2 separate regions of the Homo sapiens genome follow, and region 1 is linked to region 2. Evidence: read pairs that join two places in POLR2A ChIA-PET (ENCODE). Cell type or tissue: PC-9. All regions are shown on one strand. Links, peaks and the distances in the headings refer to the core of each region. The heading gives the core; the rest is flanking DNA.

Region 1 (5,375 bases), core at 1-5,000, 74 kb before region 2:
GAGCCGGCTGCCCGAGAGCCTCTGGGCCAGCTCGTGCACTGAGGTGGACGTCTGGAGGAATGTTTGGCGGCTCTCTAAGATGGGGCCAGATGAGCTCAGCATGGGCGGCCTTTGGCTTAGCGCTGAGTGTGCCTGCACGGACTGGCTCCTGCCTTTCCTCCTGCCTTTAAAAGAAAGCAGAACACAGAGTTGTAGCGGGTGGGTCATGAACATCGATACCTGTGTGGTGCAGCAGGTGGCCTGCTCTGCCTGGGCCCAAGGACCCCTCCTCAGTGCACCACCTGCAAGGCTGGGACAAGAGCTGGAAGCCTGACCACTGCCTCACCCACTCCCTCCCGCCAAGTCCAGGTCCTGAGAACCAAAGGGCCGACTGAAGGGCACCCAAGGGTGGGGGCTGGGGTTGGGGGTACAGTGTGAGAAGCTGCAGCCAGGGTGACAGATCTGCTCAGTTTGCCAGGACATTCCTGGTTCTAGCACTGAAAAGTCCCACATGCCTGGAAGCTGCTTACTTCAGGCGAACCAGGACAATGCCAGCAGCAGAACTTGGGCTCATAAAGTAAACCCAAATATGATCCTGGCTCAGGACCTTGGTTCCCATGCTCATCCGATCAGCAGTGATAAAGGAAAACGTGCAGGGTTCTGTCATTTTTATTTGCCATGAAAAAAGAAGAAAGGGGAGGAGAGCTGAAAGCCCATGCCCTCGCCTCTTTTCCAGAATAGCTTTCCCTTACAGGCCCGCAACTACTGGCCAGGCCTGGGCCTTGCTTCCCATGCTCTTCTCAGCCAGCCCCTTTGCCCACTGCCTCGCCCCTCAGGGGCCCTGCCACCCCAGCCTTTGCTGAAACTTGTCTAGACAAGGCCATTTTTGACAAAAGGGACTGGACTACCCCCAAAGATGTGGTTGTGTCCATGCTGCTGGAAGCAGGATAACTTCATGGGGTCTTCTGTGCGTGATGGCCCTGTGCAGCCTGTGGTTCAGCTTTGCAGTCTAAGCAGTCTGAGGAAATGGGTGCTGGCTAGAACACCGGGTTGCTTAACTTGAGCATCCATGATCACTAGGGGCTAATTGCAAAATATCATTTTGATGGGAGCAGCTAGTGACATCATGGTTCTATGAACGGCATCATGGGCATATCCCTGCAGCTGCTACAATTAGGCATTAAATAAAGACAAACAAGGGGGCGGAGGCATGAGTATCAGAAAGGACGTCCTATGCATTGCCTTGTGTTCCACCTCACCCCAAATGCCCATTATTCATTATGCATCTGGTGATTGTGAAGCGGGCGTGGCTGCCTCCAGGAGAACCCAAGAACTGACACATCATGTGAGAGGCAATTCCTTAGGGATACACATTACGAAGGGGATTCCAGGGTTCCTTCCAGCCCCACCCCACCCCACCGTGGCCTAGGCTGAAGGGGCCTTTCTGCCTCCTGTTGACCACAGTGCCAGTTTGGATGCTGTGATGGTCGAGTGCCCATTTGCAGAGGGCACTGGTGCTCCCATCTCACTTTCTCCTGCCCGTGTGTTGACAGTAAGGAGCGCTCGCCCCACAGTGCTGGGGGCTTCCGCAGGACGGGGCTGCCCTCCCTGGGATGAGTGTGCTCAGCCCCTCGCATGGGGCCCACCCGCCTCTGCTGCAGGAGGGGTGCATTCGGGCCGGCCTGAAAGGTCCCGGCTGAGTAGTTGAATATATTCCTCTTACAGAGAAAAAGGAGAGGAGGAAAGGGACCCTGATGAATCAGAATGAAAAATAAGGAGGGCGATTTGTTAGTTTATTCAGTGTCTGGCAAGGCCGGACGTGTGTTTGTGATTTCTATCGTAAAGCTGATCACTGTCCAAAAATACTCCACATTTATCCACAAGTCAGTGATTGTGATGCTCAATAGAAGACCACCCATACTTGGTGGGGAACTTCCTAGAGAATTCCAGGAACAAGGGGACAAATAACCCACTGTGTGTCAAAGGGAAGTGGCCTGCTGTAGTCTGTGCAAGACAAGGACTCCCCCGCCACCCGATTTCATTGCTTCAGGTTTTCTCATTGCTCTTTTTTTTTTTTAATTAATTTTGCAAATGGAACAGCACTAAGGAAGCAAACCATGCTAAATGCATTTGTGCTACTCAAGATCATTATTTTACAATTTAACTTATTTTGCAAATAACTCTATTACCAAGTTATGAATGTTTCTAGGGAAAACCTTTTTAGAACCTGAATGGAAATACCTTACATATAAATCACCCTCCTTGGTTTATTATCGTGGCACTTAATTCCTTTGTCTTTGATGTTATCTGAACAATCGTGGTGTAGCTCCTTAGTAATATGAGAACACAGCCTCCCTCTCCAATCTGGGATTCGGATTAGTTATGAATTCCTAACTGCTCACCAGTAAGTAGGTCACCAGCCTCCACTGCTAGGCCAACTCCCCTTCCAGCTGTGACATATGCTTTTTACCCCAGCAAGACGTTTGCAGGTTGTCAGGACCTAGATGAGGCTGGCGTAGTGAGCGCCTGGCAGCTGGGTGCAAAGTGCTGTGTGCACCAGCAGCAGCAGATGCACAGCGTGGCTGGCCTGGGGAGAGGAGTTCTGTCTGTGAGGTCTCAGGCAGGAGGGACCCCAGTCCGCTCAGCCTCTAGCAAGGGCTCAGGATTGGGATACCTGACCAGAATTGAGGCAAGGACCAACGAAGGGTGGGGGCAGTTGGGTCCCCAGTTATGTGAGTTGAGTCTTGGTGACTTGGTGAGTAAAACAAGACCCTTGTTAGAATTTGTTTCAAATTCGCCCTTCAAAACTGCTCACTCGGCCGGGCACGGTGGCTCACGCCTGTAATCCCAGCACTTTGGGAGGCCGAGGCAGGCAGATCACGAGGTCAGGAGATCGAGACCATCCTGGCTAACACGGTGAAACCCCATCTCTACTAAAAATACAAAGAATTAGCCAGGCGTGGTGGCGGGCACCTGTAGTCCCAGCTACTCAGGAGGCTGAGGCAGGAGAATGGCGTGAACCCAGGAGGCGGAGCTTGCAGTGAGCCGAGATAGCGCCACTGCCGTCCGGCCTGGGTGAAAGAGTGAGACTCCGTCTCAAAAAAAAAAAAACTGCTCACTCTTTGCTACTTGGCTAAGGGTCTCTGTCATGCCCTTCCCAGAGAGGCAGGTCCTCCACTCTGAGAGGCCCCCAACCACCTCTCCAATGGCACTCAGCACACTGTGTTGTCACTGTCTGATGCACGGTCCTCTCCACTATGTGCCCTTTCTGCAGCAAAGGACCCCTGTATCACTTCTATGAGCTCAGCACCCAGTACACTAACATGTAAGTAAAGGATACACAGGACAAACCTGCAAAACTGACCAGATGCCAAAACGCTGATTAGAAATCCAGTGAGCTTCAGAAAGTTCGGGGTGGGTACAGTGTTTCTTAAACTTGGCCATTAGAAGCATTTCAAAAAATTAATCAATATCTTGACTAGAGGCTGAGACCCATAGGCAAGCGCCTGTAGATGGGCCCAAGGGGCTGCCACTGCAGACTGGAGGGCAAGCTAAAGGTTAGGAAAATAGGAAGGTGATTCCTCCATACTTCCAGGGTCAAGTCCAAAGATCTGGGATCAGGGAATGTTCTCCCCATAGCTGGAGACTGGCCTCTAACGCCCCTGCACTGGCCAAGCAGGTCTCTGGCTTCCTTTCTGGGAGCTGTGTGTCTCAACTCGGACGGGCATGGTTGTTTTACTTAACTAGAAGGAGGGTGAGAAGGAGGCCAGAGACTGAAATCAAATCCAGTTATCCTCACATCCCTGAAGGGAATGATGGCCTGCTGGGAATGGCAGGTAGGTGGTTTCCGCAAAGTGTCCCGGGCAGGGCCAGGCAGAGCCGCCCCTCCCGTTGTGGTAGCCTCCTTCTTGGGCTTGCTCTCCTTGGAACCTGGGCTACCTGCACACTGGGTCTCAGGTGCAGTGTCTTGAGGGGAATGAAAGCTCTGTGCTCCCGGTCGCAGTCAGTGCTAGAGAGCCTTCTGGATAGTTGAATCACATCTTGGAGGGATTCTGGCCGGGGGATTGGGGCACCAAGGTCATGATGGTACATTTCAGGAGAGCCAACAAGATCGGCAGCTCTTGGCTCCACTGCTCTTGGCTGTGACAGAACCTGCCTACAGCTGCAACTCTGAGACCCAAGGGCTTTGCACCCTCGCCCTCTAGGGAAGCTGTAGTGTAAGTGGCTGAGGCCAGGAGGGGTAACCATCCACTCATTCGTCCAACCTTTGTCTGCTGAGCCCAGATCATGCTTACCACCCAGCCCAGCACCTCAGAGGTTTCCCTTGGTGGCCCCTGCAGCCGTCTCTGTCCCCACAGGGCCAGGAAGCTGTGGAGACAGGAGCACGTCAACCAGCTCCCACCCACTCCTGCTTGGCCGTGTGCTGGGTTCCCAGGACTCCAGAACTCCCTGCCCCAAACTGGGGCCTGCACAGGCCTCTTCCCCAGGGTCGTCTCCCAGGGCGGACCTTGGGCCTACTTGCAGGCACGTGCACCCCCAGACGGGCATGTGAATGGGGAGGCTCCAGTGCATGCAGGCAGCCCCTCACCTGGCAGGATGTGGGGAGAGTGGGGAAGAGGGTGGTGTGGTCTTCACATGTGCTCCTGTCACAGGCTCTGCAGAAGTTAGGGCTGCCCACCTGAGCGTCCACCGTGGGCTGCACTGTCCTAGGTGCCGGGCAGTGAGCAGCTCATGGGAAATTCTGACCACAGACAAGGCACATGCATCAGGCAGGGATTGGAGGGGAGGAGAAAGTGGGGCAGGGGGACAGCAGTGCTGTATGGAAGGCTGGCCAGGGTCTCTTGGATAAGCTGGGATTTGATGGGAGGCTGTGTGAGTAAGCGAAGGAGCTGCAAGCCTGGGAGAGGGACACTGGGGACAGAGGAGGCAGCAGCTGAGGGGGCCCTGGAAAGGAGAATGCTTGACACTGTTGAGGGACAGCAAGAGACCGTGTGCTGGGGATGTGGGCTCATAAGAGAGGGCTGAGAGAAGGGAGAGAAGGCGTGAGAGAGAGAGCAGACCAGATGGGGGCCTGCGGGGGAGGGGTGCTCATGGGATGCGCGTGGGTGTTCCGGGCTGAATCATGTTCCCTCCCCAGACTCCTCTGTTGAAGCCCTAACCCCCAGGACCTCAGGGTGGGGCCTTACTTTGACACAGGGTCGTTGCAAATGTCATTAGTTAAGATGAGGTCATACTGGAGTAGGATGGGCCCTGAGTCCATGATGACCAGTGTCCTTATAAAAAGGGGACGTGTGGACACAGAGAAGTACAGGGAGAACATGATGTGAAGACCAAGCCAGAGCTCAGTGGTGCTTCTCGAGGCCGGGGGATGCCTAAGATGGCCGGTGAACCACCAC
Region 2 (5,379 bases), core at 157-5,156:
AGCAGAATAAACAACTTTTAAAGGAGGATTAAGACAAAAGAAAATCATTTACTAAACTCCTTAGGGAACTAAAACACCTTCTAAAACTATGTTCACTGGAAAGCTATCTTTTCAGAAGCCTATAGAACACAGTCTAAATTCTGATGAGCAATAACTAAGTTAAGCTGCCTGTGTACCCCCAGGACCTCTGGCTCTCCACACATTCTCTAAGAGGGTGGACTGTCAGCCACACTGGGTAATTTGAGTTTTCTCCAGTGCTTTCCTCCTGTAAATTTGGTGCTTACCCCTCAAAGGTGCTAATTAGCTCAGTAATTGGATTTCTGCCTTAACTGTCCAATCAAATGAACATCAGCTCTGTAGCTCAAAGAGGAAACAGGGCTTATAGCTCACTCCCCAATCTCAGTGGGAACATGCAATCCTGGTACACATTAGGCATGCGTCTGCATGCATGGTCTTCCTAGCACTTGCCTGACAAAGTCACTGTGCATTGCTGGCTAATGCTGTCCTGAGCACTACAGAACAAGAGTCGTATAACAGGACTCTCCAGAGAAGCGGACTTACTGAGAAGCACCCCTCTTTTATGTTAATACAAAATGCAGAGAGCAGAGCTGGCTTCTTCCCTTCAAACTTGGCCTTTCCACCCCATGGCCAGTCTCTCTAAGTCAAGCACCTTCTCTCTCAGTTTCATCTGAACAACTTAAATAATTTAAAAGTAATTTTCTATATTGATAATGCTTCAAATTCCCCTTTGTCAGTACACACAGTCTATGGTAAAAGTTGTCTTATTTTTTGGTGAGGAAATACTGCTGGCCGGAGTGAGAAGTTTGGTGGGGGTCTGTTCATATAGCAAATCCAAGACAGAGTTAAAAATAGACTGTAATTCTATTCATAGGCAGACCAACCTTAAAGAAATCTGGACAATGAAAAGGCAGCCAGAGTTTAAATACAGGGGTACTGTCTCCTTTAAAATTGATTATATGCACAAGGTACAGCTAGGTTTGTTTTTCTGCCCTTAATTGCTGCTGCTACTAACAATCGTATTAGCTCTTGCAAAGTCAATGGCACTCTGCTGTCACCACGCAGCTCAGAATGATTTGGCACGAGACATTTCCTGAGGACATACTGCTGTACACCCATCAGGGTGAGCACTGCCTCGGATCAGCGCCTTCAGGTGACCTCCAGCCTTACTGGGCCTGGGTTTTGACTTTTCATACATTTGCCCTCCAAGACCACAAACAGCTCAGTTTGGCTGTTTCTTTTTTCAGGTTTGGCAGATGGTCTTGAATAAAAATGGTTATGAGTGCTGGGTGCTTTCCTTCTACTGGATTTTGATCTGAATTTTCAGTACTTTGAAGGTTTTGAGCAACCAACAACTTTGAGTTTAAAGAAAGTTTTGTTGGTTTTTTTCTTTATATTTATTTTTGTTGTTATTGTTTTGTATTTGTTTTTGTTTTTTTTGAGACAGAGTCTTACTCTGTCGCCCAGGCTGGAGTGCAGTGGTGCGATCTTGGCTCACTGCAACCTCCGCCTCCTGGGTTCAAGCGATTCCCCTGCCTCAGCCTCCCGAGTAGCTGGGATCACAGGCATGCACCACTACGCCCAGCTAATTTTTGTATTTTTAGTAGAGATGGGGTTTCACCATGTTGGCCAGGCTGGTCTCAAACTCCTGACCTCAGGTGATCCACCTGCCTCGGCCTCCCAAAGTGCTGGGATTACAGGCATGAGCCACTGCGCCTAGCCCCTTTCTTTGTATTTTACCCAGTTTTCTTTAGCTGCCCTCACTGGGGAAAATTGGTTGTAAACACCTAGCATGTCATTACTAGAAATTGAACTACTATTGTAGTTTGTAAGAACTATGAAAGTGAGCTCCTTTTTAATTGCCTAATATATAATCAGTGTTTCTTCATATCCCATGGGCACCTGAAAAGGTTTTTTTCATTTTCTATATGTATATGTGTTTGTGCATGTGTGTATATATTCTGTAGTATATATTGAAGTTACATTATGTTATTTATTTCTTCTATATGCTTATCTAATTTTTGATCACTTGATGGGTCATGAACTAAGAAAAGTGAGTCACATTTTCTACCACTACTGTGTTTCTATTTTTTAAATAAAATTTCTTTTTTTCCATATAAGTTTTGCTACGTGACTTAATGCATTGATATTCATAGCTTATATTTTCATTGTGAATTTTAGTCTTTGGCATTATAAAATGTTTTTAATCCTAATGGCTTTTGCCCCAAATACATCTGTGTTCAATATTAAGCCACAACAGTAGCTTTAATTTGTTTGCACTTGCCTAATGCTTTCACTTATTCTTTGATTTTCAGCTGTTCCAAGTCACCATATTTAAGGTATGTCTTTTCGCTGGGTGTCCAGGCAGATGTATTTGGTCATATTCCATCTTCATAGTTTATGTTATTATGCTAATTGTATTGTTTCTTTGATTTTTAAACACATTACACTATAGTCTGATTATAAAATTATAAAGACAATTCTACAGAATCAGAAATAATAAGGCAATACTATGAACAACTTTGTGCCAATAAATTTGAAAACATAAATGAAATAGGTAATCCCCTACAAAGCTGTAACATACTAAAAGTAACTCCAGAATAAAAACAAAAGAAGAGGCCGGGCACGGTGGCTCATGCCTGTAATCCCAGCAATTTGGGAGGCTGAGGTGGGTGGATCATTTGAGGTCAGGAGTTTCAAGACCAGCCTGGCCAACACAGTGAAACCCTGTCTCTACTAAAAATATGAAAATTAGCAGGGTGTGGTGGCACACCCTTGTAATCCCAGCTACTCGGAAGGTGGAGGCAGGAGAATCTCTTGAACCTGGGAGGCGAGGCTGCAGTGAGCCAAGATTGTACCACTGTACTCCAGCCTGGGAGACAGAGCAAGACTCTGTCTTCAACAACAACAACAACGAAGAAGAATAGCCCTGTAATTATTGAACAAATAGAATGAGTAGTTAAATAAATACCAAACATACAAAAATATACACATTTGATGAGAATGATTGTTTTAAAAAAGGGAAAAAAGGTAAAGGAGAAAGAGAGGCAGGGAGAGAGAATGAGAGTGGGGGAGAGAAAAGAGAGCTAATAAAAGTTAACCATACTGAAAAATAGGAGTACAACTACATATTACTCCATTGTTGCTGTATAGAATTCTTCTATTGGTCATACATACTGTTATTAATTAGTATCCATTCTTTCTGTTGCTTCTGAATACTTTAAAGATCTTTTTTGATATTAGTGCTGTGAAACCTCACTATTTTGTGTAGAAATGTGAATTTATTTTAGTTTATTATGGTCATGACTTAGATTCCTGAAATTGAGGATTCATGTCTTTCATCAATTTTGAAAATTTTCTATTATTTTCTCTTAAAACTGTGCTTCTCCCTATTTGTTTTATGCCTTCTTCCAGGAACTTCTAGACTTCTAGTTGACATCTTTCATTTTGTCCTCTAAGTCTCTTAACCTCCCTGGAATATTTCCCATTTCTTTATCTTTCTCTGCTGCATTCTGGCCAGTTTTCTTAGATTGACTGCTTTCTAGTTTAGCTGTGTTTAATTTACTATTTAACTTGTCTATTACAGTATACATTTTAATGACTATATGCATTTATTTTTATAAGCCATTTGTTCCAATTTGTCTTTTTTTTCATAACATCTTGGCCTTTTAGTTTTATTTCTTCTTATACAACTTTTTATTCTAAATATATATATGATTATTTCTTTACTTATCTTTAGTTTTGGAGAGTCGAAATCTGCTATTTATTTTATTTCCTGGTTCTTGTTCACAGTGAATATTTTTCTTTTGTATTGCGTAGTACTGGATTGAGAGCTCCTTTCCAGTCAGTTTTTATTGTGGAATTAGTTGAAGATATGTCATGTCCTTTAAGAATAATTTTACACTGGCTTCATCAGCAACTCTAGGGGTTTTACACACCAGTACCATTTTTGTGTTAACTTCTCAATGTGACAATTTCCAAATATGGGTAGTATCGTTTTGAACTCCAAGCCCGCATGTGACAAAAGATTAGTATTGTCCATTCACAATGGAGACTTGTCCCCACTCTTCCCTCTCTCTGACCAGTTGAGATTTCTTGTTCCTTCTCTGTGTTGGGTGTTTCACTTCTTCACTGATGGGGAAGACCTTCAGGGCTACAGCTTTATGTGGAAGTCTTAGTTGAAACTTTCTGCTTCTGTAGGACTAACGCTTCATCACCTAGCCTGGCATAGATTTTAAAATGTCAGTCCCTATGTTACTGAGACTCACAGCCCCGACCCACCACCCACCCCATTCTTCCCAGGCAGTGATAGTGGGTTTTGCTGTTTTCTGCTCCCTCTTTCTTTCTAGCCCTTGGGAATTTTCCAACTTTATTATTATGCTCAAACATGTATCTAGGAGGAATTTTACCATCTATCATTTTTTGATACTTTTAGCAGGTATAAAAGTTTTGAGATTATCTAGTCTGCTACATCTCTGGAACTGAAAACTTCTAAACCAGATTTTCATAAAGAAAAGATAATACAAGTTAGCCATACTGAAAAAATAGGAGTACAACCACATATTACTCCACTGTTGCTGTGTAGAAGTCTTCTACTGATCTTTGTGAATTTTAGTCTTAGTTATACAACTTTTCAAAGTAATTAATTATTAAGTTAAAAAACTAAAATTTTTTTTTCATTTTATGTTTATAAAGCTTGCTGAGTTTTATACCACTCTCTCCACAAGGATCTTATCATGACAGGGTCTGAATCAACATTTTTTCTCTCTGTTTACATTCCCTCAGTGCTTTTCTGGTTTCTTCTATTATCCTATAGATAAACTGTAAAATACACTCGGCAACCACACTGTGTTCAGCCTACCTCAAGGTGAAGTTTCTAAGATTCTGTGTAAACATACATGTGTGCTCACAGGCAGCCATATGGACATAATGAGGCAATTCTCTTACCTCCTAATGTTATTGTAAAAGTCTATTTCCTGAAAGTCTATTTGAGGCCTGCAATGAAAGAATACCCTATACAGAATACTGGTATCCAACATATTATGTTTTCATCATACCATATGAAACTGCAGTAGAGAAAGCTAAGCACGAATAAGAACAATGAATACATGCAGATTGGTTGTATTCTTCCGGAAATATGGAGTTGGTGTATTTTTCCTTATTCCTCTACTTGGTACAACGAAAACCCTGGATTTTACATGTTATAAAAACACCTTCTGAAAGGTAAAAGGAAAAAGTAGAGCATCTGGGCATCATGGGATCCAAGGAAAAACACTGTGGTGAGTTTCTCTGTTTTTATTTTTGCCTCACGTAGCCCAGAAACACCTACAGAAGCAAAAGAAAAAAAAAAAGCATCAACAA

Evidence for each region. Peaks named below come from ENCODE experiments on the same cell type or tissue, not always from the same donor. Only the 100,000 strongest peaks of a DNase experiment are listed, where the experiment ranks them.
Region 1: POLR2A ChIA-PET joins it to region 2 with 6 read pairs; 3 of 35 experiments call an interaction of 5 or more read pairs at or near these places.

Annotation. Positions count from the first base shown.
Region 1 is chr1:232,986,377-232,991,751 of GRCh38, forward strand. PCNX2 (pecanex 2) reads right to left here. Exons shown (of 34, transcript NM_014801.4): 33 at 1-164. Among named protein-coding and RNA genes, the nearest start is that of NTPCR, 38 kb to the left of the region's middle. In PC-9, for the core only: no CTCF peak of the experiment used is centred there; a DNase peak (open chromatin) is centred at 2,325.
Region 2 is chr1:233,060,319-233,065,697 of GRCh38, forward strand. The region is part of intron 23 of PCNX2 (pecanex 2); the gene reads right to left. Among named protein-coding and RNA genes, the nearest start is that of NTPCR, 110 kb to the left of the region's middle. In PC-9, for the core only: no CTCF peak of the experiment used is centred there; no DNase peak of the experiment used is centred there.